Linked DNA regions of Mus musculus: all the other regions are linked to region 1. A link is a loop called in an ENCODE intact Hi-C map of the cell type or tissue named here. Cell type or tissue: heart. All regions are shown on one strand. Links, peaks and the distances in the headings refer to the core of each region. The heading gives the core; the rest is flanking DNA.

Region 1 (10,145 bases), core at 1,123-9,122:
TTCTGTTAGCATCAAGAACACAGACTGGAGGAACTCCATGACAATTGTTCCACTCCTCCCTAATGAAAGGGAAACTTCATTAAGGTTTGATGAATATAAATGGCCCATCATGACTGGTGATTTAAGACTGAGCTAACTAGTCTGAAGTCTACACCATTTTAAACACCAATGATGGATTTATTATTATTTGAGCCTAGATTTGTTTTTAAGTCATGATGAAAGACCTGCTTTATTTTGCCATAAAATGCATACAGTTTTTGTTTGCTTGTCTTGTTTTTTTTTTTTTTTTTTTGCTTGTGGTTTTTGTTTGTTTGTTTGTTTTGTGTGGTTTTTTTGGGGTGTGTGTGGATATTTTTCCCCTTTTTTCCTTTTTAAGACAGGGTTTACCTCGATAGCCTTGACTGTCCTAGGACTCACTTTTGTAGACCAGGCTGCCCTCTAACTCACAGATCTGCCTGCCTCTGTCTCCCAAATGCTGGGATTAAAGGAGTATGCTACCACTGCCCTGCTTAGGAAAACATTTTTGACTAGCATTTGTTTCAGAATGTTAATAAATCCTGAAGTATTTTTTGAAAAAAAAAAAAAAGACTTTTCAAAGCCTTTTAACCCAACCAATGGAAATACAGGGACAAGCTCTTTCCAGGTCCTATCAGGTTTTCATTTGAGGAAATTCTTTTTAGTGTGTATGTTTCCAGGGCTCAAGCTCATCAGGGCCTTATGTCTGTCATGCATACGTGCTGCTAAGCCACATCCGTCACATTTCTAGTCTCTGAAGGTTTTGTTCCTCCGTTTCCTTTAGACCCCAGGACTCTCAGCTCTTCCTGGCTACTATAAAAGACACTGGCATGTGATGGAGCATGCTCAGTGTACATCAGCAACTTCAGTGAGAAAATCCAAACATTAATCCTGGGACCCCAAGAGGGAAAAGAGATGGTGCTTTCCTACTCGGGTTGAAGTGCCTCCAATATCTATCTACAGCAAATAAACCCTGGACCTCAGAGCTCAACAAAGAGTTGCTTGTTTGCACACATGTAGCAACCCCATTTGGAGCTTGGGTGGGTGGCTGCAGGTGATTCGGAAAGTATTTTCAACATACTACTCCTAGCTTTGCCTGGAAGGACTCATCCTATTCCACAAAGACGAGAGAATCTCAGGGGCCAAGGAAGGAAGGTTTTCTGCCTCCTCTCAGAGCAGAAAGTCAACCCCATCCAGCAAAGGCCAGCCTAGTGTGGGTGACAGCTCTTAAAAGCTGGCAACCTGGAGCACATGTGCAGCCTTCAGATAACTCAGCGGGTTGAAGAGCCCCCCTCCCAGGTAGCTCAGCTGCTCTGAGCCTTGTTTTTTTCTCAACCCAACTCTAAAACGCACAACCTTGCATGAATCTGCTCCCTTGATGTGATGCAACTTTTCCAAATCAGTGAATAAATGAAGGGCAATCTGCTCAGCCAGCATAGTTAATGGTAGGGCATCTTTAAAAATCAGAACAAACCAGGATGACTCTTGAACACTGGTTCAAACAACAAAACTGTGTGTGGCTGAAGTATTAGAGCTTCATCATTCTTGTGCTGAAGAATCACAAGGGGTTTGAAGGAAATGACAAAATGGTTAGATGACTTGTATGCATGGAGGGGTTTTAAGAATCAGTCTTATGAGGCACAGGAAGCATGGGTTTCAATTTGCAATCAATTTCCAGCTAATAATTCATAGCTATGAGCCACTCCTTACTGTGGGAAGCAACTGGCGGGAAGAGCAGAGCATCTCTATTTAAGGGATTCTTTTAGCAGCTGAAGCTTGTGACATTTAAGGTCTTTGTAAACTATGCTAGGCATCTTCTGATGATGGCCAAAATATGTCATCAACAAAATATGTCACCAACAGCGGATTGGTCACCTTTTTGTCACTGTGATGAAAATCAGATAAATCAGTTTATAAAGAAGAAAGGTTTGTTTGGGCTCATGGTATGGAAGGTTTCAGTCCATGGTAGCTTTGAGTCTGTGGCGATACAGTTCAGCTTGGCAGGGCATGTGGTGGAGGAAGCCACTCACCTCAGGGAGGCCACGAAAGCTAAAAGGGAAATAGAAGGACCTTGGAGGTAAAAATATCCCTCTCAAGGCCACACCCCTAGCTGCCTAAATTCCTTCCAGGATGCCCAGGCCCTGCCATTTCCCAGCAGAGTCACCGGTCTGAAACCAAGCACAGAGGCCTTTAACGACAATTACAGTGCAGCTCAAAGTCTGCAAAAATGTGCTTTAAAACACATTAGAGTGGCATCCTTATTTTGTTTCTCCAACAAAACTCTATTGGAGCAATGTGTATCTTAACTGACACCTTTTCTTTATTTTTTTAATGGACACCAATGATTCCTAAAACATATTTTATCCAGTTCTCCCCGTCAATGAATTTCCCTAAGTGTAGACCCCCTTCTACATTTTCTAGCCACAATTCTGCTTGCTATGATTTTAATATTTGCATCTCTCCAAGATTGATATCGAAACTTAATTCTTAACACAGTGGTGTTGAGAAGTGAAAGCTTTAGAAGGCGATTAGGTTAAATTAGATAATTTTCATAATGGCTGTTTCTAATTTGCAAATAATGGGTCTGCATATTTTCTGGAATTTGACAACCATCCCTTGCCACCCTTTACAATGTGGTGCCAGCACTCCACTGGGGCTCTGACTCTGACCCCTGATGTGAGGGGGAGGGGGCACATGACTCAGTGGGCAGGAAATGGAGGTGACCAGCTTGGCATACAATCTACTAGAGCAGGCAAATTTGTTTCTGGTACCCAGTGCTGTGTCATGAAGTGAAAACTTTCTTTTTAAAAATGTTCTGTCCACAGAGAGTGTTAACCAATAATCTGTTTGTTGTTGGATACAAGAACAAGGCCGTTAGGCCTTTAAGTGGATGCTTATCAAGGGTATGTAGAAAAGTGAGATACCGGAGCTGAAGTGCTGATCACTTTTTTAAAGGTAAATAAGCGAATAGATTTTTTTTTTTAAATAATCAAAGAAAAGATAGGCCGGGTGTGGTGGCGCATGCCTTTAATCCCAGCACTCGGGAGGCAGAGGCAGGCAGATTTCTGAGTTCAAGGCCAGCCTGGTCTACAAAGTGAGTTCCAGGACAGCCAGGGCTACACAGAGAAACCCTGTCTCGAAAAGAACAAAACAAAACAACAACAACAACAACAACAAAAAAAAAAGGAAAAAAAAGGAAAGGATAGAAAGTTGATACTTGATCATAATTTACTTAACAAGTTTCATGCATTTGGCCAAAGGCATTGTATTTTCAGATTTTAGTTTGGACTAAGAGTCTAATCATATTGAAAGTACCAGATAGCATTAATAATTGGCCTGTAATCTTTCCTCACTGAGCCCAAACACCACAACTGTGGCCACCTCTAAGGCTGCTGAGGATTCAGGCTTAAGTCGCCCCCATTTTCTACACTTTTTTGCTTGCCTCTCTGCAGATGGAGATGCAGAACGCTCCCTTGTGTCTGGGACTGTAAACCTCTCTTGTAAGCTTTCACCAAGATGGCCTGTGCCAGCGAGGGCTCACGGCCCCTTTGAGCTGTAGCTGTTTTCTGTTACTTTGCTCCCATTTCTCATCTTTTAAGTAGGTTCTACACAGCTTCCCACTTCCTGTGCCTCTGCCAGCTCCTTCTTAGAAACCTTGTCAGCCCTCTGGGCCACTTCTGCCTGGACACTGCTCTCCTTCCTTCTAGCCACTGCAGATTTGTCCTTTTAAAAAGCCACATTCTTTGGATTCAACATCAAAATGCGCAGGCTGCCCCCTTAAAGTGGGTGGGTCATTCTCTTCTTCCACTTGGGGCCTCCCTTCTTAGTCCAGCATCACATTTAGGGAGTGAGCACATTATCTGAGGGCAATGCCAATGCATGCATAAACCTGTATCTTTGCATTTTTAGAAATTTTTACTTCCTATGTATGTTTTTGGTCTCTCTGTCCCTCTCTCCCCATCCCGTGTGTATTGGTTCATGTGTGTGCATGCGCATAGGTATGAAAGTCAGATAGACACAGTCTCTTCATTAATTCCTTTCAGTCTCTAACTTGGCAGCGTCTCTTACTTGGCCCCAGAGTTTGATAATTTAACTATCAAAGATACCCACTTGGCTCTGAGGCTCTCCTGAGCCTCAGGCTCTGGGGCAGGTTAAGTGGCCACACCTCCCACGCGATTGCCTGTCTACTGAGGTTCTGAAAGTTCGCCCTTCACTTGTACACCAAGTGTTTTCCCCACTGAGCCATCTTCCCAGCCCCTCACTTTATCATTTATAAACAGAATTTTATGTTTCTAGACCCTCGAAAGCAGTCAGCAGGCAATTCCTCTCTCTAGAATCCCTTTCTAGGAGGAAGGACACTGTCCCTTTGTTCCTGGATGAAGTGCAGTCTCACTGCCAGCCTTTATAAGGAATGATTTTCCCGGCCAGGGCCCCAGTTAGCCACTGTCAGTCCTTAAACAGCGGTGGGTATTTGGGACAGTCATAGGAGACTTTTGTCATCCTAACCATCCCACGAAGACAAAGAGACCAGTAACAACCACGTGACTTAACTCACTCTCCACTTAGCACTGAGGAAATGAAGAAATAGCACCACCCTAAATCCATTGTGACAACTTGAAGTTTCTCCTTAGTTTAGGATCTAATTTTCTTCTACACGTTTCCTCAGAGAAAGGAATCCCTCAGGCCACGATTCTGAGCGTGGATGGCTGCTCTTTTGCTCTGTAAATACATTTAAAAAAAAATGTACTGTAATGTCATTTTGATGGCTTAATTTCTGAAAGGATTGGCTAATTGCCTTTTTAGGAATGTACTCAGACCAGTTTGAGCTGCCCTGAGTTACTTTTAATAGCATCTGTTGCTTACCTTTCCTTTGGTTTATTTTTCCCTGTCTGTCACCTGCCTTCAGAATTCTTTTGCTGATTTGGAGACCTGACCTTGGTTTAAATTAGTTTGACTATAATGTTCCTGCGGAAGCACATGCCATGTTTTAATGGTTAATTACCGCACCGTATCAAATTGTCATGGAAAAACAGGTTGCGAAACTAAAGGAAATGTGTTCCTCTTCTTGAGACAGAGAAATCTCTTTAAAAGACCTCTAATCCCAGTACTTGGGAGGCCGAAACGGGTGGGTCTCTGAATTCAAGGTTAGCCTGGTCTATAGAGTAAATTCCAGGACAACCAAGGGATACATAGAGAAACAAAAACAAAAACAAACAGAAAACAACAACAGGGGAATGTCTTTAAGCTAGAGGCCCCTCTCTGTGCAAATATAGAGCTGGTTCCCTAAGTAACAAGAATATATTTTGGTACATAATAAATACACACACACACACACACACACACACACACACACACACACACATATTTGAATAGCGACAGAGAGAAACAAGAAGGGTCAAACAAAGGCTTTCGGGTGCTGTGCTGATCCTTAATTCAAAGACTGCTAACAAAAAAAGGAAAAGTGCTGTCCCAGCCACATTAAGAACAAACACAGGCCAGTGGTGCCGCCTAGTGGTACCAAAAGGGAAGACAGGTTGTAGGCTGGAAAAGGTCTCAGTTTTCTTCTATTCTCTTGAGAAGCTAACACCCATTCTCAGGTGTGTACCCTGTCTCACCCTGTGCTTTAAAACCTTTTATCACACTTTGCTTTATATTTACTTGTGTTCCGTTCATACATATACATCCCACATCTAGAAGACAAATATAATAAAATAAATCCGACATGCCATGAATGTAACCACAAATTTATTGGATTAGGGGTGCCTTTCAATTGATTTTCTCACTGGACTCCCAGACCAGACTTTGAAATAAATAAGTCCATGGTGCCCCTTTTATAAAGGAGCTCTGAAAGACTCTTGATGTTAAGCACTGTGGCTGTCTTTTGCCCTGCAAGCTTTTAGCCTCAAGTTCCTTTTTGTGGCACCACCATGACATCTGTGTACAGCTTACTCACAAGTTCTCATGCTGGGCACACTTCATTTCTCTGGACTTTAAATTGTTTTCTTTTGATGCTAAAACTTGAAGTGAAACAGTTATTTTGTGTCTACCTGTCTGTGGAGCTCAAAGAACTCTTACTTAACCCGCAGTGTATCCACCTGTGGTTCATCTCAGCCTACAGCCCAGTAAGTCACCGCTGCATCCCTGGGGCAGTCGGGTTGAAGAGTAGGGCTGGAATGCACAAGCATACTTCATTCATACCTTTACTCACTTATCAACACATTTGTTCATGAAACATGAGTTGAGTAGCTGTGCCCGAAGTATTGATCCTGTTATGCCCTGGTCTCTCTCCTATTGTGCCTATAGTCTATAAGTGATTGTTCATTCCCAGTGGTGCCAATCATTAAATACAAATACCAGAGAAACACAGTCTGATTTGGGAGAGGAACACACAGTGGGAAAATGTGCCCAGATTAATTTGAAACAAAAACTACGAAAGGCATATAGAAGTTGGTATGTAAATGAGACTTTTTCTGCAGGGGACAGTGAAAACTAAAGGTCTTCCCATACTCTATAGAGATCAGTGGTTCTCAACTTTCCTGACCCTTTGATATAGTTTCTCATGGTGTGGTAACCCCCAACTGTAAAATTATTTTCATTGCTGCTTCATAACTACAATTTGCTACTGTTATGAATTGTACTGTAAACATCTTGATATGTCTCAGGCAACCTCTGTGAAAGGGTTGTTTGACCCACAGGACCCACAGGCTGAGAACTGCTGCTGCTGATTTAGATGAAGGAGAGCATGTGTGACAGCTAGACAAAGAGAGCATGGTATGTGATATGGAGTTAGGAGCCTGGGAGAAATGACTTTGTCCTCATGCTTGGATATACTTTGGATTTAAATCTGAACAGACTGCAGTGTTGATTCTTAACCTCCAAGAAGAAGGAAAACAAGGGGATGATAGATATCCAGGGGAAGTGTGGCAGGCACATGATTAGGAAGTCAGAAGTCGGCTACAGCATTAGTTGCACACCATTGTCTGACTAGCAAGACCCTGGAACCCAGGGTTAGTAAAACACTGGACTGATTCCCCGCTTTCTCCATCAGGGAAAAGGCCGATGTGTTCCTACTGATCTGGAGTACACCCCTGCTATAAGATGGGACCTAGAAAAGAGATTATTTTAGACAACCCAGGGTAGAGATGTCTGAGCAGGATGACGGGAACACAAGTAACAGTTGGGGTCAGAAGAGTTGGGAAGCAGGCCAAGGGTACAAATGCAGACCAAAGTCAGACCATGTGGTGAGGCCATTGCTAAGGCCCAGAGATATGGGAGCAGCAGAAACAGGACCTAGAGAATCTGGACCCTGCGTTATGGTTCACATCCCAGGCTCTTACTCCACCCAGAGGCAGATCCACAGCCCTGGGAAGGGTGAGGAAGACACTTTATACAGCTGCTCTCCTACAGCATCAGAATGTGACACCATGAAGCATGAAGTCACACTGAATGAGCCAGACTCTTCAAATGCCAAAACCAAGTAACAGCTCTTCTTTGGTCACAGAGGAAATACAAGCACCGTGTGCTTCCTCAGATTAGAAATGACATGAAGGGGAAGGCAACGGACATCATCAGTGTGTGTTCAATGGTTTGAATATCTATGTGTGTGCCTCTGTCCATCCTGCAGTGGGTGGGGAGCCCACAGTGGGCAGGGGGGGGCTTAGCCAGTTCCCCCTCACTGTAAAGAAAATCTACTATAATGGTACATGGTAGATTTGTGAAGGTGCCAAAAACACATCAGGGTGGCCTCTTCTCTCTCCTGTGGGTACTTCTACGGATGTGACACAATTGCTGACCATGAAATGAATGTTCCAGAATAGCATAATTTATCTTTTCTCACTCTGCATCTTGAATCTTCCAGTGAAAAGTGCAAATACTCCATTTCCTAATACATGGCACTTTCTGAGTATAATTGCCTCCATTATAGGCTAGTACCAACAGACTTAAAGTAAGATCACAACAGCACACACAAAAGGATGTGGATAATAAGCTAGGAGTCAGGGCGCCTGGGCTGGAGTCTTGGATTGGGCACTGCCAGCTCTTTAACTATAGCTGGTCACTTGGCATTAGTGTATCTTGTTTATAAGATGGGAACTTATTAGTGCTCTCTTTAGAGGGTTGTTCTGGAGACTAGATTAACAGTAGCAAATACTTAGAATGGTCCTGACATATGGTAAGCCCTTCCTAAAATATTACAAAAAATTATATAAAACACTGAAAACATTTTCAGACAGAAAGTAATTTCATCACTAACAAACTAGCAGTGAATCTGAGACTATTTTTTTCAAATGAAAACTGAAGAAATATCAGAATTGTTGCTTATTTTGACCAAAAATTTTAAATTATCTGTATGGGTGTTTGTGTGTGTGTGTGTGTGTGTGTGTGTGTGTGTGTAGCCCAGAGGTTGATGTTGGTTAACATCTGTCACTGTTCATCTTATTTCACTTACATATATTTTTGAGATAGGGTCTCTCACTGAACCTGGATGTCACTGGTTCTGCTAGGCTGGCTGGACCCCAATCCTGTCTTCAGAATTACTTCAGGAATCCACCTGCCTCCACCTCTCCAGGACTGTGATTAGAGATGTCTGTTGCAGATGTATCTGTTGCAGTTGGCGACTCCATGATCAGCTGTTCTATGCATTTTGATGGGTCATGTTTTTCTCTGATGGCCTCTGTTGCTACAAAGAAAAGTTGGTTGAGGAGGATTGAAAGCTACTCATACCCATGGGATAAGCATAAGAACACAGACTGCAGTTAGGAATTGTGCTGGTCTTGTCAAGTAGCCACAGAAGGTTGTCTTCCAAGTGGATAACCTCATTAGCCTTGAGTGATTGGTCGGATTCCCAGTACCTCGCATTTCCCCTCTGCTTTCAGTAGAAGTAAGTCCAACTAGACAGCTGTTGGTTACTGCCACGATATGAGTACCACTACTGCACCTTGTCATGATGGTCATTGCTGTGGCTTCTTGGCACTTCATCTGGGTAAGACTATTGGTTGTGTCCCTTGTTGTCAATGGAAGAGCACCTTCTGGCACTATAGAAGCTAGTCTTCAGAGACGAGGCTTTCAGGTTCTGACAGATTTTTATCCCATGGAGCATTAGAATTCTTTGATAAATGATTAAACTAAGACAGTGAGGAAAGCGAATGACCTCAAATCACAGGGTAAATTTCCAAGCCGAGAATCTGACTCTGAAGGCTGATAATAATTCTCATTGTTCGTTAGGTCACAGAGGGGAAAAACTAACTGATTTGTGGATGATTATGTAGGCTGTTTTTTTTTTTTCAACTGCCTGGATGAATTAGCTGGCTGTGGACACAATGTTATGAAACAATAACAACAACAACATCAACAACAGCAACAACAAATGAAGCTCTTGTTTGTTAACTTTTCTGTATGACTAACAGTTTAGCATTTCTCATGATTCCTCTGGGCCAGTCTGAACTCTGTCATACGGATACAATCAGAGAGCGAGGTATGGCTAGGACCAGCATCCTCACTCATGCGGCTGTGGCTTCACCTGGAAGGCTATGGTGAATGGGTAACAATCCTCCCCTCCTCTTTCATGCGGCTTCTTCATATGAAAACAGAACCCATCCCACATACTAGAAGCAGAAATGTTAGCGGTCAGGACTCACAAGGTCATACCATGTTCTGTCTACCAAAACATGTCATTGGTGACACTCTAGAGAAAATGAGGAGCGATATCCCACCTCTAGATGTGAGAAGTTGAAAAATATCCATCAGTGCTTGCCAATGGACCTGACTCTTTCTTAACCAGTTTTTTCATGTGCAGCTGTCCTTGGCCCTGTCCCTGTAACTCCAGGATCCTCTGGGGACACCCAGATCTTCAGATAGTCAACTCACAATGGGGTGAAATTTCCATATAGTCTCCACACATCCTTCCATATACACCAAATCTCTAGATTACTGTCAACATATAATACTTCACGAACATCATGTCGCTTAGGGAATCACAATGGCTAAAATGTCTGAACATGCCCAGTTATTTTTTCCCAGAAATTTTAAAGCCAGGATATTTCATTCACTCTGTCCCTTTTAAATGTGCTACTTGCCTAGCTTTCATACAGGCAGATACCATCCTCTTGAATGTTCTTGAGCTAACTGGGAGA
Region 2 (10,145 bases), core at 614-8,613, 130 kb before region 1:
TGTGACTTCTTTCATTGGTTGAGCATCGTCTGATGTGAGATTCTAGGCTGCCACTGTTAAATGGAAGTTTGCTTTTGTTTTTGTTGTAGCCCAAGCCTGACTGACTTCTGATTAGGTATGAGGAGTTGCCAGGCCAATCATTCAGACACCTAGCGTTGATTTTGGACTGGAGGAATGAAGTGAATCCAATTTAGTGTAATTAAAGAGGCATATGAAGGGGACAAGTGGCCAGGTCTGCTTGTGGTGATGTACAAGCTGTGGCATCTGAGCTTCATCCCGAGTATAGAGATCACATGGAGGGTCCAGAGTCTTAGATACTTACAAGGCTAGGCGTGCATGTAGTCTTCATGACCAAGGCTAGGTCTGAGGGCAGGCAAAATTTCCACAGACTCATCAGGCTGGGCCAGTGCACAAGTATATAATTAAGCTAGGTCTGGGAATTTATGAGCATGGGCTAGGGTCCAGGGAGCACACTAGACTGAACCACAGCACAGGATGTGCAAACTGGGCTAGCTTGGATGTTGGATATGGCATAGGCTAGCTAGGGTTAGAAGGACTTAATAGTTTGGACTGGCATACAGCATGTGTGATCTAGCCCAGGCCTGGAGGTTGGATATGGTGCAAGCATGCTTGAATGAGGTAGACTTTTCTAGAAGACCTGAATTTGGCCTCTGTGGGCTCATGCAGATATGAAGCACACAGAAAGTTGCACAGAATCACATACATATACTAAACACATATTTTTAAAAAAGAACTCGCCCGATTGGCCCTGAGTCACCAGGGTGACTAATACTCTCAATTCTCTGTGACTCATTGTGGCTCATGCCTTCTGCGGCTGCCTGAGTCACATATTATCTTATGCTTGTCCCCAAAGTTCTTTGTACAGATTGCCCTTGCTCTTGTATTTACATGGTTTTGTCAAATATTATGTGACTTGATGATTCTATGGAAGCGGGGAATAAAGGATTGCTTCTATGAAAACGAATTCAGATGCTTAGAATTGCAAAACTGAATTTTCCAGGAAAAGCTGCTTTGGGTAGGAAGAGCTGATTTTTGCCAATACTGACTAAGAAAGTACTTTGCCACAGAGTTAGAGCCTTAGCACCCCACCCCAAACCCTACTGCTTTTTGTTCTGAGACTAAGTTGACCTGGCTGGACTTGAGATTTATGCTGTTGTCCAGGCTAGCCTCAAACTTGCCATCTTCCTGTGTTAGCATCCAAAAGAACTGGAAGTAGAAACTTGCACCACTAAACCTAGCTGGAAAAAAATTAAACTAGGAAATCTATCTATAAAGATGTTGCTATCATGTTCCTTTAGAAGGCTGTTGTTGTAAAGGCAGGAGCACGAAAACAGACAAAACAAGGCAGGATGCTCCAAAAGACTGGAGGGGGAGGCCAGACTACACGGCCTTAACCCTGACTTCATGCTACTGAGTATCTCAAAGAATTTCTCTTGGTTTCTAGAGTCAGAAGCCAATGATAAAATCTGGAGTTGGTTTACACATGCGTACATATGAAGTGTCTGAATTGAAAATAACAGTGTTAACTGAGTGTGGTGGTAGATACCAGTGGTCTCTGTACTTGGGAGGTGGAGTCAGGGAAATCAGGAGTTCAAGGTCAGGGTGGGATACACGAGGCTGTCTCAAGAAAACAAACCAACACAAAAGGGAAAGATAAATAAATTTACAGAAAATACATAGAGTGTTTGCATTGTATATGCTTTTTTTTTTTTTGTAATTGTCCAGGAACCAGGTAGTTTTAAGTTCCTCTGCCCTTAGGTTAGGGTACGTCTTATCCAGTAGGAATCATATCCTATAGAACTCAAACTTCTCAGGCATGTTAGATAAAGGATTAAACATCAGAGACTTGAACACAATTTTCTGCAGCAGGGAAAGAAACTGCCTTCCTACTACTGTGCTCAATGTGCCACTGGGGGGCAGGCCGGCCCCATCAGTCCTGGTCCTCACCTGGCTCCTTTTTATACAGAGAACCAAGAAACTCTCAGCGATGCTTGGTCCACGGAATGAAATCTCCTTGCCCACGTGGTTTAAGTAGACTAGCGCCACAGGTGATAATACTGAGCTGGCGCGATGCTTGAAGCTGTGCAGGTAAATAAAAGGGATACGGGGAATGTCTGCGAGGGACATCACATCACACAGACTATTAGGATCCATCTGGGCCACTTCCGGCTCAGGAAAGCTGCCTCACTGTATCAGAGGTGCAGAAGAAGGCGCTGTAGGTACGCGGGCGATCTTCTCAGAGAGAGAAAGGTCCACCAGGAGTATACCTCCCATTCCTCGATCTGGGTCACCCCTATAACAGATTGGTTATTGAGGACGCTGATCGCCAAATGTCTAGGTTGGTTCTCTGTCACTCTTCCTTGCTTTGACTAGGAACACTTATTTAACTTTCCCAAGTTCACCAATGCTTTGTTTGAAAGATTAAATGTAAGAATGCATGAGAACCATGAAGGCTGGCTCCTAGCACCTTTAAACGGTCTACTGAAAGGTTAGACAAAACAAAACAAACACCACAAATCTGTGAAATCTTTAAAATCCTTACGTTTTTTTTTTTTTATGCTCAGGGTCCATGACTTTCACCAAACCCTAATGTAGTGTGGGATTAAAACCAAAGCAAAACAGGATAAATGTAAGGCTTTGTCTTTCAAAGCACTGTTTTTCTCCCTTTAAAAGACCTCATTTAGATCTTACTAAAATATTGGTTTGAAAGCAGCAGGTCTGAGAGGAACTCCAGAGACTCAGTAAGCTCCTGGGTGATGCTGATATGGCTGACCCACTGACCCACTCTGAGTAACGAGGGTTTAACATACAGGTCTTGATCAATCTGGAGTACTTAGTCTATTTAATGATCATAAAAATACGATTTATTTTTCTGGGTTCTGAGGGCCTGCTTTTCCTAGAAATGCTGCTGTCCTGTCTGTCCTCGGGGAAGACTTGCCTTACGGGGAAGATGAGCTCACTTACGGACACCAACCGCATACATGAAGCTAATTTCTTAACCCAATCTCCACACTGTCTTATGCCATTAGGGGCAGGATCTCAGGATATGAATTTGGTGGGCTTGCAGCATTCTGGCCACATGTGTTAAATTTCTCCCTATTGTGCAAAGGTATTGCAGTGCTCCTGGAAGCTTGAGTGCCGGCACACAGATAGCCAGCTTTGCTTTCTGGCTTTGTCCTTTCATTAATCTTGATCAATCCGTATCTGTAAGGGATTGGCTTTAAGACTCATGCATATACCAGAATCCATGGATGCATCAATTCCTTATATAAAATAACATATAGCCTACCCACATCCTCCTGTATACTTAAAAATATTGCTAGTTTAATATAAAGGTCATATAATAGTTGTTTTCTTCCCATGTGGGCTGTGGTGTCCACACATGGTGCCCTGGAGCAGAGATCATGGTGGGCATGTTTCTGCAGAGGAGCAGTTGCAGCTTGGTGTACATTGTAGAACAGAATATTGCCCCAGAGGTGCATCCTTCAGATCAAAGAGGGGCAAAACTCTTCCTTTCAGGCTTGACCAGCACTGCAGCTCCCTACCGAGGGTGCACACTTCATTATATGTGGGAAGCCACATGTGCCATTGCTACCGCTGGCCACCACACATACATAGGCAGTAAAGTTTTTGCCAAGATGAGGTTTTGAGAATTAACCAATCAGATGAGAGACAAGTTAACCAATCAGATGAGAGACAAGTTAACCAATCAGATGAGAGACATGTTAACCAATCAGATGAGAGAGGTTAACCAATCAGATGAGAAAGAAGTTAACCAATCAGATGAGAGACATGCTAACCAATCAGATGAGAGACATGTTAACCAATCAGATGTGAGACATGCAAATGAGGTGGTAAGCATAACCCATGCATAACCAATCCGGGTGTGAGACATGCCTCTCCTAGGCCTATATGAGCAGCACCAGTTCTGGGCTTGGGGTCTCTTCACCTCTGCAATCAAGCTCTCCCAATAAACGTGTGCGAAAGGATCCTGTTGCAGCGTCGTTCTTGCTGGTGAGTCAGGGCGCGTGCAAGAATTATAGGACAGGGCATGGGGGATACATTCAGTGACTCTTGCCTGGGCATTTGCCATAAGTAGCTAGACCCTCAGCTCACTTATGGAAAAGTGTTCAGATGTGTGACTTAGAGAAGGGAGAGTTTCCCATCCAGCCCTGTTCGCACAATGCACTTTTCTTTCACCCATTGGTGTAGGATTTGTAGAACTTACTGTTCTGAGAGAACAACGGGGAGTAATGACTCAGCCCCCTCGTCCTACCTTTTGGGTCTACTCTGTTTTTTTTTTTTTTCTCTGTAAAAAATGAAGCTTCTGGCAGACTACTGAAATAAGAAGAGAACCGTTTATTAGCGTTTGTTTTTCCTTTCTCAATGAATGTTTCCAGGGGCTGGCAAGGTGGCTCAGTGGTTAAGAGCACTTGCTGCATTTGTTCTTTCAGAGGACCTGGGTTTAGTTCCCAACACCCATATGAGTGCTCACAATCTTCTGCAATTCCATTTGCAGGGGTTTGGTGGTCTCTTCTGGTCTCTTCGGGCATCAGATGTGCACTGATCCACATGCATGCCTGCAGGCAAAGTACTCAGACACATAAAATAAAAACTAATTTAAAACTGCATAGCTTTCCAAGATTCAGGTTAAAAGAACAGATTAGCATTTAGCATTTGAGTAAGGGATTTCTCTTTCTATCAATAGCAGCTTCATGGAGGCCCAACTTACATAAAATACTTTGGAGAGTTTCGATGAACGGGAATGCCAGTGCAACCAGCATCCCTGTCAAGATCCACAGCATTTCTAGTACCGAAAAGGTGCCGTCCTGGCCCCAGGCCACCACTGATTTGCTTCTATCAGGAAAAAGTGGGTCAGCTGGTTCTGGACCTCCATGGAAAGGGAGCTGAGTAGTTGTACTATTTCATGTCCAGCTTGTTTAGCTCACTCTGCTTTTGGGGTGATATTGTTGTTATGTGTATTGTTACTATTAGTGTTGGCACCAGAATTATTTATTTAAAAAAAAACCCTTTCAGATAACTGTGTCAGAGTTTCTACAGTTATGTACATGTTACAGTAGGAGATCCATTCTGAACCAAGCCAGCTCACAATGGATGAGCATCACCAAGAGCTAAGGTACCTTGTACTTGTGAAGGTTGCGTACCATAGAAGGATGACTGGACACACAGCTGGTCTGCTACTGACTGTGTGACCAGAAGATTTTATTACCAATGAGGACTAGGTCCTCATCTGTCAGTGCTGCCTCCTGAGGCTCAAATACTGTAAGGACTTGACCCCTGAGCTGTGGAACCAGCAGGGGGAGCAAGAGCCAGAAGATTAGTTGTGGGGCTCAGCCAGTCCATGGTCGTGGGGTCATGTGCCTTGGACCTCAGAAGTCTTGTGGTAGGCCAGGTGTCAGAGTGACCTGTGTGGCTGGTGGAATGACTTTGCAAATGGATTTCTCTGACTAGATGAGACTCCCTCTTTTCCTTGTCTTTCTCCTCCCCTCTTTCTCTCTCTTCACCTGAGTTCCTCTCTGTCTGAGGAGCACAAAGAGATAAAATGTACTTGTGTGACTTTATAAGGAAATGAATGGACTCACACTCATCCATAACTTTGAAAATGATTAAATACTCAGGATTATCACCTAAAGCTCACCAGACTTTTCTCTTAGGAAAAACAAAACAAAACAATATTAATGCAGCCGCCAGAAATAGTTTACATAACTGCCAAAGATAAAATGTTTCTGAACACGCCGTATGAGATTGTTAAGGGTTGTCCGTGATTGAACTCTGGGACCAGCTCTCTGCAAGCAGTTGCGTGGCGCCTCACATCCAAGGATTCTCCTCACCTGCCTTCCTAGCGTGTCAACTCTCAGAAGCATTGTATTCTCCATATAATGTGTAAACACAATCTTACATTTCCTTTCTAAGTTCTTCTCACCACAATATTGAACAACTCAAAACCAGAGGGATAATTTTGAGCAGAAATTCTGTGTAGACTGTCAGACATCCTCACCTCTTCTACTATGAAACACCGATTTCTAAATTACTTGTATTTGTGTATGAGTATGTTGGAAGGTATGTGCATGCAGGTGCAAGTCCAAAGGTCCTTGGAGTACCCAGAGCTGGAGATGAAGTTACAGACAGCTGTGAGCTGCTCAGTTGAGGAGACTAGGGATGGAATACATAAACAGTGTGTACTCTTAACCTCTGAACTATTTATGCAGTCCCCCAAACACTGCTATACCGACATAGCTGAAAATTTGAAAATTTCAAACCAACTCAATAGCATGACACATTCAAACTGGAAATCTACATAGTTTTCCAGGAAAAATGAGAAGGAGCCTTAAAAGGGAAAGTTGTAAAAAAGAAGGTCCTCCTAGATACTGTGGATATGACTGGAAGGAAGGATGCTTAGTCTGATAATAGTATATATAATAGTATATATATATATATACCTGAGATGAACCTATTAATATAATACCTGAGATGAATATGTTATAAAGAGACGCACACGCACATGCATACACACACACACTGCACACATACACACACACACACACACACACACACACACACACCACACACCACACACACACACACACACGCCCACACTCACACATACACCACACACACATCAAACACAACATATACATATACATATTAAAAAGATGAATATGTTATATGGCTCACTGTTCTGGTCCAGTGTAGAGAAACATTTCATTGCTGTTGACAGAATTCCAGGATGACATAGGAAATCACATGGAGAGAGAAGAAGAGATTGAGAGACCCACCCAACACTGTCTTTGATAGTAGACTTACTTTCAAGATAACTCATTATTAAGTCATTAAGCTACTCACAGAATGAATGGGTTAATTCATTCGCAAGAAGACTTCCTTAGTCACCTCTTAAAGATCTCACTTGATCAAATCTTTTAAAAAATAGTTTTTGGAGGCAGGGTCTCCCTATGTAACCGAGGCTGGTTTTGAACTCTGGAACTTCCTGCCTCAGCTTCCCGAATGTTGGGGCTTGCAAACATCACCATGCCCAGCTTGGTCCTACCTCTTAATCACTCATAACACTAGTTATATTTCAGCATCAATTTTAGAAGAAATAAATCATAACCAGGGATGAGGGTAGTGAGAAAAAATAGAATGAAAAGTCCAGTGTGGGTAGAGTTAAGCTGCAACTTCATCCATGTAAAAAAAAATCTCTGTGTCACTTGTCAAAAAGTAACCTAACAAGCCTCTATACTGAACTCCCATCCGATGCTTACACCACCAACCTGTGCCACAGAGAAAGGAGGGACGCATCTGTTATTTTTATTATGGAACTGGACCAAAATAACACAAGAAGGAAAACCACAAACTACTCTTACTTTATATTGCTGATACAAAAATTGCCAAGGTTGTTTGAAAAGTCATAATTTTATTGTTTTATATTTACCTAAAAGTACATAATACATATATATGTATAGTTACATTTACATATTTATATGTATATGTAAATATATGTGTATATAATTATCTAAAATTACATACATATATGTATGTACCACACAAACATATACATAGGTATATATGTAGTATGTATATGTGTATATGTATATATGTATGTACACTGTGTGTATGTGTATAAGATTTAAATTAAGTTATGGTACTTGGGGTAATAATGATCTTCCCAAGAGCCATAGACTATTTGGCAAAACCTCTAGTTCTAGGCATGAGAATCCTTCTTTTTAGTTGTTTGTTATAAAAGCCCAGGACGTTCCCGAAACATTTTATATGGTTGCTGTTTCTCTTGGTTATATCTCAGAAGTTGAAGGTAATTCCTTATTGTTGAAGATACTACAAACTTCAGACATGGGAGTTGCAAGATTTGAGCCAAAAGCCTCCTGCTTAAGGACTAGGTTTCATACTACCAGAAAGGGCTAAACTAGTTGCCAAAGGAGAAAACCAATCAATATAGTTCTACCCATTGGTGATGCCTATGAACCACAATGACCAGCATAGTAAGATATCACTAAATGTGCAATAGTGGCACTTATATCTTGTGGGTAACCAAAAACTGTCTAATTAGATTTAAGGCATGCTCAACAGGAGGAAATTATTACTAATATTGTAAGCCTAGCCAACAGCCTATGGTTGTTGAGGCCACAGCTCTTAGAGGAGGACCCTCTTCTGCCACATTCTTAAACCAGTATGATTCTCAACCTTATTCTAAATACCTTACCCTTTGGCCCACAGATAAATATAGCTCTCTTTGTTCACCAAAGAAGTTGATCTTCTATTTGCATCAATGTAAACAATTGCAGAGATCCACAACTAGTCAAAATTTAGAGGACAACTCACTGTGGGGTCCCTAGTCCAATTGATACACCTACAATAACCCTATACTTGAGGCCCAGGGAACATCACAGACAGGGAGAGGAGACTGTAAAAGCCAAAGGGCCAAGAAGTCTGTTGTAGACTGTGTTCTAGTTATGACAGAGAAGTTGTACCTGTGAAATCTCAGAAACGTGGCTACCCAAACACAACCTGAACAGTGACAGTACCAGTTGACATGGCTATGTAGTTAGGGTAGTCTATAAAGCTCCAGCCCTTGATTAAGAGTTACAGGCAATTAACAACCACTCAGAGAAGGAAAGCCAGTCCTTAAAAGAAATGAGTCCTTTGGTTATTCAACTGGTCAGCCTAATAGCATATATACACAAGCAACATCAAATGGACTCAGCAGGTTGTAGTCATATATATATGTGTGTGTGTGTGTGTGTGTGTGTGTGTGTGTGTGTGTGTGAAATAATAAAAAATTAATTCACTAACTTGATACGAAGGGAGTGAGAGGTTGGAAGGAGGAAAGAGGATTTTATAATTATATTTTAATCAACAATAAAATTTAAAACTACCAGTAAGTTGATCCTAAATTTTTGGAGAAAAAGTACATCATGACCAAAAGGACTTATTTGAGTAAGATTTTATATATATATATATATATATGTATATATATATGATTTAAATGATAATATAATAATTTGAATTACAATGATTTAGTATTAGAAAATCTATATAGCTAACTCTAAATGAAGATAGGAGTCTGATGTAAAATAGTATTGACAGCTTTTAGATTTTGTAGGTTCTGGTGCTACAAGTTTTAAATATGAGATCATATTAAGAAGCAAAATTTAAAAAAAAGAAGCAAAATGAGAAAATATACCATGCAATTTGATTTTCATAATAGATAAGGAAAAGGCATTCAATATGTATCCTGATTAGAAAAAAGGTAAACAATGCACATGAAAGCGAGTTAGAAGCATTTGTATCATGGTAGGTTTAAGAGAAGAAAGTTGTTATTGTTATCATTGTTGTTATTTCAGGATATTTAGTTAGTACTATTCTTTATAAGCTTAAGGCAAGGCAATTAGATTAGAAACCATAATATGTGATATAAATTTAGAAATAAAGGAAAAAGTTATGATACTTATTGTGATGGTCACTTTTATTTATCAAGTCAACCCAGTCTAGAATCTCCTAGAAAGGGAGTTTCAATGAGGAATTATCTAGATGAGGCAATTATTTGCCTATGGGCGTGCCTGTGAGGTGTTTTCTTAGTTGGGCTAGTTGAGATGGTAAAGACCCATCCTGGATGTAGGTGAAACTATCTCATGGGATGTGCTCTGGACAGAGTGGAAAAGAAAGATCTAGTTGAGCACTGGCAATCACACGTGCATTCATATTTTCTCTTCTCTTGACAGTAGATGTGACTTAGTAACTTGGTTTCCCCATTTTGGTAGACTCTAACCTGGAATTGTGAGCAAAAATGAACTCTTTCGCCACTGAGTTGCTTTAGTCAAGACATTTTATCATAGCAACATAAATGAAACTAAAAAAAAAAAAATTGGTACCAGGAATGAGGTTGCTGATGAACAATCTGACCACATGGTAACCATTGTTTCTAATAATACGCATTCATTAAACATGGAAGCTCTAAAGCAAGAGTGCTTGTGTGCTACTCGAGGTTGGCGCAAATATTGCTTGGGTGACCTTGAGTAGCCTTGAGTTGCTCATATTACTTCTGCTTTCCTCAGTTTTCTTATTTTTAAGATGTGAATAATAATATTTTC
Region 3 (10,145 bases), core at 712-8,711, 230 kb before region 1:
TTTCTTGTTTTCTGTTTTCAGCATGCTGGGACATACCTGTAATTCTGGCACTTGGGAGGGTGAGGCAGGAGGTTCATGTGTTTGAAACCAGCTGGGTTACATGATAAGACTTTATCTCTATTTTTGAAAAAAAAAAAACCAAACAAAACAAGTGTGCATTAAATATACACAGGGTGCTTCTAAGATTTACACACATGTATGTAAAGTACTTTGACTACATTCACCCCATTAGCTTCTCTGGCCCTGCCTGTTTCCTGTTGCTTCCTTCCACTTTCCAAATAACCTACCTTCCATTCTCACACCTTTGTTTTTAAATCTAAATTCCTCACAAAAAGTGAAAATTAGCGTAATGATTATATAAATTATTTTCATATAATTTTTCATAATGGGCTTCAGTTGAGAGTTTCAAGACAACCTCCTTGTCTCAAATTAAGCTAAAATGGTAGGGACTTGTTCTGAGTCACACAGAACTGGAATTTTCTGGCCGAATCTACTGTTTCATTTGCTTCTTTCTCATTTGCTCCCCAAGCTCTTCACAGTCTAGCACGTACTTTTCTGTTGTTGTTGCTGTTGCTGCTGCTGTTAATATGACATTCCATATGCGAGTTCAAACATTGAGAATTTGTCTTTCTGAGTTTGAATCATTTCAGCCAACAGGGTGATCTTCAGTTAAACCCACTTTACTAAAAGCATTATGTTAGGTTTCAGGGTGGGAGAGGAAGTTTGAGAAGAGGCCCTGAGTTGAATTGTCCTTCAGGTAAAAGTTTTATTAATGTCAGCAGTACCCCAATAGAGAGATGTGATGTAGTGTCAGTCCCACAAGACAAAACAGTCTTATTTTGAGGTCCCTTGGGAGAGAGCAGAGAGAACCTGATCAATACGTGGTCTGTGTTGTGTGACAGAAGTAAGAGAGTGGAGCATTCATGACTTATACCACGCGACAGGGCTGTCTTACTCAGGTTTCCCGTTGCTGTGAGGAGACACCATGGCCAAGGCAACCCTTATAAAAGATAACATTCAATTAGGGCTATCTTACAGGTTCAGTGGTTCAGGCCAAAATCATCAAGGCAGTGTCTAGGCAGTCATAGATGCTGGAGGAGCCAAGAGTTCTGCATCTTGATTGAAAGGCGGCCAGGAGAAGATTGGCTCCCACATGACTATGAGGAGGTTCTCTAAGCCCTCCCATACAACGCCACACTTTCTCCAACAAGGCCACACCTCCTAATAGTGCCACTCCTTGAGCCAAGCATATTTAAACCACAACACAGGGGTCACTTTCTGGGTCAGGGCATAGTGTTCAGTTAAAAGATAATCATATTATTAGACAGGTCACTTGTTCCACCTGTAGTCAGCTGGCCATTTAGGGCTCAGTTATTTGGAGAGCATGTTTCTAGGAGGGGCCTGGTTCCTTACCTATGTGGCATGAAATATACATTTCCAGCCTTTTTGTTTATTTTAAGAAGAAGAAGAAGAAGAAGAAGAAGAAGAAGAAGAAGAAGAAGAAGAAGAAGAAGAAGAAGAAGAAGAAGAAGAAGAAGAAAGAGAAGAAAAGAGAAATGGTGGTCTAGGGGCTAGGGGCATTGAAAATCTTTTTTAGCTTTTTCATGTTAAATTGAACCATCATTGGTTTAAGAGACCTCCCTTCCCTTTAGATAATAGGGTCGTTAATACCAACAGAAATGTGGTGGAATTCTGGGGTAGTATCAGCCCTGTACAACAAAGTTAAGTGTCTTTAAAGGTCCCTTAGGAGGAGTTAGGGAGAGCCTATTAGTGTGTGGCCTGTGCTTCATGACAGTGCTATGAAAACAAGGTGTACAAAACTTAGGCCATGTGACAGGGACCACTCTTTCTCTGGTTTAGTGAGTGCGGCCTAAACATGTGACCAAGATTATGTGACAGGGGTCACCTGTCTTGCGTATAATCATCTGGCAGTTCAGGGCCTAGTTATCCAGAGAGCTTGTTTCTCAGAAGGTCGGGCTTCCCTGCCTGTAAATAATGACATCTACACATTACGTCATTCTTCATTTAGCTGCGTAATATTCCATGTTCACACAACCCACATTTTCTTCATATACTCAGTTCCTAGAGAGATAAGACTCCTGAGAGAAACGCACACAGTAGAGACTTGGCTTTATGAAGTTTCAGAGGGAACAAAGACTCCATTAGCAACTGGGCTAGGGGTCCTTTCTGTGGTGTTTTGGCAAAGAAGCTGGCTTTATTCTGCCTATGCCCTGGGAATTTTCATAAGTCACACATATAAGCAATAAACTAACTTTTCTCATAGACTCAGTTATTTATTTCTACTTCATGGATCTCAGGAATTAAACTCAGATTGTCAGGCTAGGAAGCAAGAGACTCTACTTGCTAAGTCGTCTTGCTGGCTCTAGTCTACATTTTTCTTGTTGCACACAGGCCTCTCAGACTTTAATTGTTTCAGTGTCATTAAAAATGTTATATGTTCATTGAGACTGAATTTAGTATTTTTGAGAGAAAATTTGAATAGCTGGCTCATATGAAATACTTCTATATTTCTGTCAATTAGAACATGTGCACTAGTTTGTTAGCTTCATGGTTATCAGGGTTTGTGTGTGTATGTGTGTGTATGTATGTGTGTGTATGTATGTGTGTGTATGTGTGTGTATGTGTGTGTGTATGTGTGTGTGTGTATGTGTGTGTATGTATGTGTGTGTATGTGTGTGTATGTATGTGTGTGTATCTGTGTGTATGTATGTGTGTGTATGTGTGTGTATGTATGTGTGTATGTGTGTGTGTATGTGTGTATGTGTGTGTATGTGTGTATGTGTGTGTATGTGTGTATGTGTGTATATGTGTGTATGTATGTAAGTGTGTGTATATGTATGTGTGTGTATGTGTGTATGTGTGTGTATGTATGTGTGTGTGTGTATGTATGTGTGTGTGTATGTGTGTGTGTATGTGTGTGTGTATGTGTGTGTATGTATGTGTGTGTATGTGTGTGTATGTATGTGTGTGTATGTGTGTGTATGTGTGTATATGTGTGTGTATGTATGTGTGTGTATGTGTGTGTATGTGTGTGTATGTATGTGTGTGTATGTGTGTGTATGTATGTGTGTGTATATGTGTGTGTGTGTCTTTGTGTTTTACATCTATCTTCCTAAAATTGAGCCCTGAACCTTCATCCTCCCCTAATCTTAGGATCCAGGAGAGTGCCCCACACCCCTGTCATCATTCATGTCTTTCTTTGAACAGGAAGACAGAGGGCAAGGAAAGAATGGAAGGGTGTGTGTGTGTGTATGTGTATGTGTGTGTGTGAATGGAAGGGTATATGTGAGAATGGAAGAGTGTGTGTGTATGTGTGTGGATATGTGTGTGTGTTGGTATGAATGGAAGGGTGTGTGTGTGTGTGTGTGTGTGTGTGTGTTGGGGGTTTGTGAGAGTGATTCTGTAGAGTTGAGTCAATCATCTTTAATGAGTCTCAGAAGTTTGACAACAAATTTTCCCATGTATTTGCTTACTAATGTGTGAAAAGAGAGAAATGGGGTCTTTAGTGCGATCTGTGTCATTCCTGATGACAGTTGATGTCAGTTCCTGACAAAAAGTAGAAGTATTCATGAGAGGACAGCTAGACAGCTCTGCTCTACACAGGTTAAAAGAAAAGTCTCCATAGGAAAGTATTATAATGGAGAACATTAATGACTGGTTACTGACGGTTGGGCTTCTGCTATGGTGGTAACAGGAAGTGGTAAGGACTGTGATGGGCAGAAAAGCTCCTGTCTCTTCTGAGAAGCTCAGCCATGTCCTGCCATTGCCATGTAGAAACAGAGCCCACAGGGGTCCATTGATCCAGTTTTCTGACAGAAAATGACAATCTGGATTTTTACGTGAACTCTTTAGTTTAAAACTAACACTTGCATTTTTTCATGTTAATAAAAATACTACATTTAAGCTCTGTAATTCTCACCAATTTTCAATTTCTTGTCAAGAAGAACCAGTATTCCTTAAGATAACATCTTAGGAAATATTATCATTGTAGTTAAGAAATGATCTCTACAACTTTACAATTTTGTAGCTATGAGGAGGAACTTGGAATAAAGGAATAGTTGAGCAGGCAAGGTATTTATCCTCTGGGCAGATGCAAATCAGATACATATTTTCCTTCTCTTAATGTGGGATAGACTTTTTTTTTTTTTTTAAGGCACGGTTCTGTTTAATACCTTCTCTCTGCTACACACAAATGCTACTATAGAATTCACCATTCCCGCTCTTGGTCATTTATTCATTGCAGTTCTGTGCTTTGGCCAGTAGGTGGCAGCAAGTATTAGCCAGAAGAAGTAGCCAGTTTACACCTTTAGAAATATAAATTTTCTTTAATCTCTGTAAACAAAAACAGTGAAGGAGGGGAGAGATCAGAGGTGCTCTGAAGGCGCTTAGGCAATAGTACCAAAAAAGAAGCTTCATAGGAAGAACTAGTCTTCTCATATCTTGCAGAATATGTGAGTGACTATTTTTTCACAACTTAAACTTTTTTTTTTTTTTTTTTTTTGAGGCAAGGTCTCGTTATTTATCTTAAATAGCCCTCAAACTTGTGATTCTTCTGTCCCAGCTTCTCAAGCGCTATTACCATATGTTCTGTAAAAAAACAAAACAAAATAAACAGACAAAAACAAAACAAAAGAAAAAAACCTAGGATCGAAGAGACATCTCAACCAGTAGTAATACATGCTTAAGGAGATCAAGTGATGATTAGCATATTGGACCTTTTGCATACATGTATCAAATTATCACACTGACCCTACAAATATATATAATGATAGGTCAATAAAGTATTTATAACGGTGAAAAGACTTAAGAATTGAAAGAGACTTATACTGACTTCCCATGTTACTTCATTTAGTCTTTTATAATTAATTAATTAATATCTCAAATGTTGCTTCACCCCCTCAGAGAGTCTCTTCCCCCTTCCCTCCCCTTCTCCTCTGAGAGGGTAGGCCTTCCCCCTGGGTATCATCTCTCTAAATGCCATCCCTCCACCCCAGCGCATCAAGTCTCTGCAGGGTTAGGTGAATTCTCTCCCACTGTGGCCAGACAAGGCAGCCCTATGTGCTGGGGCCTCACTCCAGCCCATATAAGCTCTTTGGCTAGTGGCTCAGTCTCTGAGAGCTGCCAAGGGTCCAGGTTAGTTGAGTCTGTTGGTTTTCCTGTGGAGTCCCTGTTCCCTTCACCATCTTCAATCCTTCCCCCAGCTTCCATAAGAGTCCCTGACCTTCATCCAAAGCTTGGCTGCGGGTATTTGCATCTGTTTCAGTCAGATGCTGGGTAGAGCCTTTCAGAAGATAGTTGTGCTAGATTCCTGTCTGCAAGCACAACAGACAGAGTATCGTTAATAGTGCCAGGGATTGGTGCTTGCCCACGGGATGGGTCTCAAGTTGGCTACTCCTTCAGTCTCTGCTCCATCTTTGTCCTTGTATTGCTTTTAGAACAGACAAATTTTGGGTTTAAAGTTTTGTGAGTGGGTTGGCATCCTTGTCCCTCCACTGGGGATCCTGCCTGGCTACAGGAGGTTTCTTAGAAAATTGGAAATAGTTCTACCTAAATACCCAACTATACCACTCCTGGGCATATACCCAAAACATAGTCCACCATAACCTGAGGACAATCTGCCCCTCTATGTTCATAGCAGCTTTATTCGTAATAGCCAGAAACTGGAAAGAACCTAGATATCCCTCAACTGAACAATGGATAAAGAAAATGTAGCACATTTACACAATGGAATACTATGCAGCTATTCATCATGAATTTTGCAGGCAAATGAATGGAACTAGAAAATGTCATCCTGAGTGAGGTAACCCAGACTCAGAAGAGCATGTACTGTGTGTATTCACTGATAAGTGGATATTAGCCATAAAGTACAGTATACCCATGATACTCCCCCATGGACCTAAAGGAGGAAGGCCCAAGTGAGGATGCTTGAGTCTCGCTTAGAAGGGGGAATAAAATAGTCATAGGAGGCAGAGGAAGGAAGGGAACTAGGTGGGAGAGGGGATGGGGAGAACAATGGGGACATCAGGATCAGGGCAGGGAGAGGCAGGAGGAAGGGCTGGAGGCCCCAGGGAGAGGCAGGAGGAAGGGCTGGGGGCCCCAGGGAGAGGCAGGAGGAAGGGCTGGAGGCCCCAGGGAGAGGCAGGAGGAAGGGCTGGAGGCCCCAGAGAATGAGGGGAAATCTGCAGCTGCTGTGCTGGGTGGGGACTGGCGGGGCGGGGCGGGGCTGGTGGGGCGGGGCGGGGCTGGTGGGGCGGGACGGGGCGGGGCGGGGCGGGGCGGGGCTGGTGGGGCTGGAGAGAAGGGGTTCTCTAGAAAGTGACACCAGAAGAAGCCACCTCCTGTAGCCAAGTCACTTCTTGCACTGGTTTCTCCTTTAGAAAAGATTGGCAGGAAGGGCTGACTGTGTGAAACAAAAAAAAAGCAAAGATTTTAATTTATTCCATGATAATTCAGTGTGCCAAACAAGGATTCTTTATTTTACTCTTAATTCTGAAGGCTGTTCCTTAATAAAAACTATAGATATTTATTGCCCCTTTAGGTAAAGATATAGCTTATTAAGACACGAAGAAATGGACGTGAAATATTTACTTTCTTTTCTGGATGACTCCCACACTCACTTAAGTCTACCCCACTTAAGATTCATTGCTACTGAGGCTCCTCCTCTTCCCTTCCCCTCCTCCCCCTCCTTCCCCTCCTCCCCCTCCTCCCACCTCTTTGTAACTAGGAGTGTACCCAAAGCACCCTTACACTTGCTAAACAAATGTATTTACCGCTTTTGAGGCACTTCTGCTGACCCCAACCTGTACCCCATTTCTGTTTTTATTTTAAGACAGAATCTCATGAGCTAGTGTAGGCCTTAAATTTATGATTCTCCTGCCTCAGCCTTCTAAATAGCAGGTTCATAGACCTGTACTACCAGGCTCTGCTGACTGCTGAAGAAGAAAAGAATGGAATGGATTTGAGTAAAAGTTATTAGTGAAAACTCCTGGATACTGTTAAGCAAAACTTGAAGATTATAAACATAAAAGGTTTTTTGAGAGTCTTTGTTATGTCATGAATGATTATGGACTAAGTGTTTTTTTTTTAATTAGGTATTTTCCTCGTTTACATTTTCAATGCTATCCCAAAGGTCCCCCATACCCACCCCCCCAATCCCCTACCCACCCACTCCCCCTTTTTGGCCCTGGCGTTCCCCTGTACTGGGGCATATAAAGTTTGCAAGTCCAATGGGCCTCTCTTTGCAGTGATGGCCGACTAGGCCATCTTTTGATACATATGCAGCTAAAGACAAGAGCTCCCGGGTACTGGTTAGTTCATATTGTTGTTCCACCTATAGGGTTGCAGTTTCCTTTAGCTCCTTGGGTAATTTCTCTAGCTCCTCCATTAGGGGCCGTGTGACCCATCCAATAGCTGACTGTGATCATCCACTTCTGTGTTTGCTAGGCCCCAGCATAGTCTCACAAGAGAGAGCTATATCTGGGTCCTTTCAGCGAAATCTTGCTAGTGTATGCAATGGTGTCAGCATTTGGAAGCTGATTATGGGATGGATCCCTGCATATGGCAATCACTAGATGGTCCAACATTCGTCACAGCTCCAAATGACTAAGTGTTTTTAAGGAGAAAAGGATGCCATGTCTAGTACAATGTATTAGAGTGGATTTGGTCTATTGCACAATTATTTCTGCACTTTGTGCTTTAAAGTCAAAGCCTTAATAGATATAAATATAGCATAGCCAGCTCTTGCTAATTTATAAAGTAAGAAACATGGCACAGGGTCAACCAGGCTACAGATTAAGTACAAGGCAGTGCTGAGAAGAGAAATCACAATGAAATTCAGTCATTAGCAAACCAGCACACATGCATGTGTGTACCTGGACAGAGGCATTGCAATGAATCCTCGTCATTGGTGCAGTCGACCTGTGTTTATAGCTGTGGGGAAAAGGAAGCGGGAATCGCCAGACCACAGTCCCTTTAGATCCCAGCAAAAGTTACATCACGGTTGTTTGGTTTTACTAAGAAAACTAAAGGAACCTAAAAATAAGTGTTAGAGGGTCATTGGAATGATGCCATGATACTTTAGAAAAGATTGAAGGTCAACTTCATTGTGGGTTGCATCCTAGAATTATGGGATCTCAGAGGCTGGAGGAGTACAGTGTGGTGGTGGTGTTTGTTTTAGGTAGCCTACCCACCATGCTTTTGTATTTGTTTGGAAGGGGCTCAACCTTCCTAATGCTGTGACCCTTTAATACAGTGGTGGTGGCCCTCAACCATAAAACTGTTCCAAGGCTACTTCATCACTGTAATTCTGCTGCTGTTATAAATCATAATGTAAATATCTGACATGTGATCCCCAAAGGGGTCATGACCTACAGGTAGACGTGCACTCTCTATGAGGACCAGCCTGGCCTTGAACTCCCAGAAATGTGCTGCCTCTGCTTCCTCAGTGCTGGGATTAGAGGCTTGCACCACTACACCTGGCTCCCACCTCGCTTCTGTATGGGAACCCCTTTCTTTTTATCTTCCCACGTTTACCTGGTCTCCAGTTGACTGTCTCCACAGTCCAGAGCTTTTAGCATTTTGTGTAAAGGTTTTCCTTTTGAACTGATCTCATTATGAGTTTCTTCCCAGCAGAGATCTGAAGTTGGTCTTTTTTGGTAACACCTGCTCACTGGCTTCTCTGGAGAGTTGATTTATGACATTTTTATGCTGGATCATAGACAGCTTCATGGGACTCATGAAAGTTACAGACGTTCATCCCAGAGAAGTGCACCGTGTCCCCCAGCTCCCTGGTGACATTTAAGTCAAGTCACCTTGCTCTAAGAAAATGGGGGCTCCCATGTGGCAGTTCCTACAGTATTTGAAACGGTGACATGGTCTTTCCCAAACACCCCCAGAGCTTTTCCAGTTACTTCTTGCCAGCCTTTCTTTGTCTCTTCATCCACTTAAAATGGGGGCACACTAAGCTCCTGCCTCATGCCAGCTGTGGGACACAGGACCAAGACACCATTCCTGAGTCTCAGAATCAGTCTGCAAGGGTGAGTCATGCCAGGGAAATGGCACTCCAACTGAATGTGGGTCTTAGGGGTGGATTCAAACCCCAGCCCTGCTACTGCTAACCACCCTAGCAGCCTGCTGTGGTCATGTGTGCCTCCTGAGGCACTGGAAGCTTGGCATTCAACGCTAGCCTGGGCTACATAACAAAGATTCTGTCTCAAGAACCAAAACCCACAACACACACACACACACACACACACACACACACACACACACACACCAGCCCAAAAGAAGAAAACATGGCATTGTAGTATTATTATTGCCATTTCTCAGATAAGGAATATAGACTTAATTATGTGTGCTTTGATAAGCCAATTGTTTAAGAGGGATAGTAGTGCATATGTTTTGATGTTTCCCAACCAATTATACTTAAAGACAAATCATTCTATATTAGAAGGTGATGAATAAATGGAACATGGGATGAGGACATCAGAGAGATCTGATAGGAGATTTGAAGATAAACAGTTGAAAATGGGGGGGCCCGGAGAGATGGCTCAGTGGTTAAGAGCACTGACTGCTCTTCCAGAGGTCCTGAGTTCTATTCCCCAAATCCACAGGTTCACAACCATCTGTAATGGAATCTGGTGCCCTCTTCTGGTGTCTGAAGACAGCTATAGTGTACTCACGTACAAAAAATAAAATAAAATAAAATAAATTAATTAAAAATAAAATTAGAGTGAGAATGTCGGGAGCTGAGGTAAGGCAACAGGGATGAGAGCCGTCGGTTCCATTCTAGGTCTACATTATAGGACCTGGTGGTCAGTTAACAGTGAGAGGGGAAAGTTAAGAAAGATGCACAAATCTGTCCCTTGGAAATTTGTCAGGTAGCGACTTCCTTGACTTCATTCGTAATTACAACAGGAAGATTATATGACGCAATATTAGGTGCAAGGTGCCTTTCTGCTACCGTGAGATTTGGAAATCTGGTCTGGAACACAGGAAGCAGCTTCCACTGCCAAGCACGGGCCTGAGCATCCTTAGGTCGTGAGAACGGGTGAGATCATCCGTGAGGGTAAGGATGGCATGGAGCAAATGAAGGACAACCAACCAAGGAGGGAGCACGGGGAACA

What was found. Peaks named below come from ENCODE experiments on the same cell type or tissue, not always from the same donor. Only the 100,000 strongest peaks of a DNase experiment are listed, where the experiment ranks them.
Region 2: it touches region 1 in a loop (8-fold over the local background); 24 of 42 quality-filtered maps call a loop at or near these places.
Region 3: it touches region 1 in a loop (10-fold over the local background); 26 of 42 quality-filtered maps call a loop at or near these places.

Annotation. Positions count from the first base shown.
Region 1 is chr19:17,024,994-17,035,138 of GRCm38, forward strand. All of the region lies in intron 6 of Prune2 (prune homolog 2), which reads left to right. Among named protein-coding and RNA genes, the nearest start is that of Prune2, 74 kb to the left of the region's middle. In heart, for the core only: a CTCF peak has its summit at 5,539 (motif pointing left); no DNase peak of the experiment used is centred there; H3K27ac peaks cover 214 bases.
Region 2 is chr19:16,897,950-16,908,094 of GRCm38, forward strand. No RefSeq gene overlaps it. Among named protein-coding and RNA genes, the nearest start is that of Gm32341, 17 kb to the right of the region's middle. In heart, for the core only: CTCF peaks have their summits at 1,931 (motif pointing right) and 5,327 (motif pointing right); no DNase peak of the experiment used is centred there.
Region 3 is chr19:16,798,604-16,808,748 of GRCm38, forward strand. No RefSeq gene overlaps it. Among named protein-coding and RNA genes, the nearest start is that of Vps13a, 23 kb to the left of the region's middle. In heart, for the core only: a CTCF peak has its summit at 4,287 (motif pointing right); no DNase peak of the experiment used is centred there.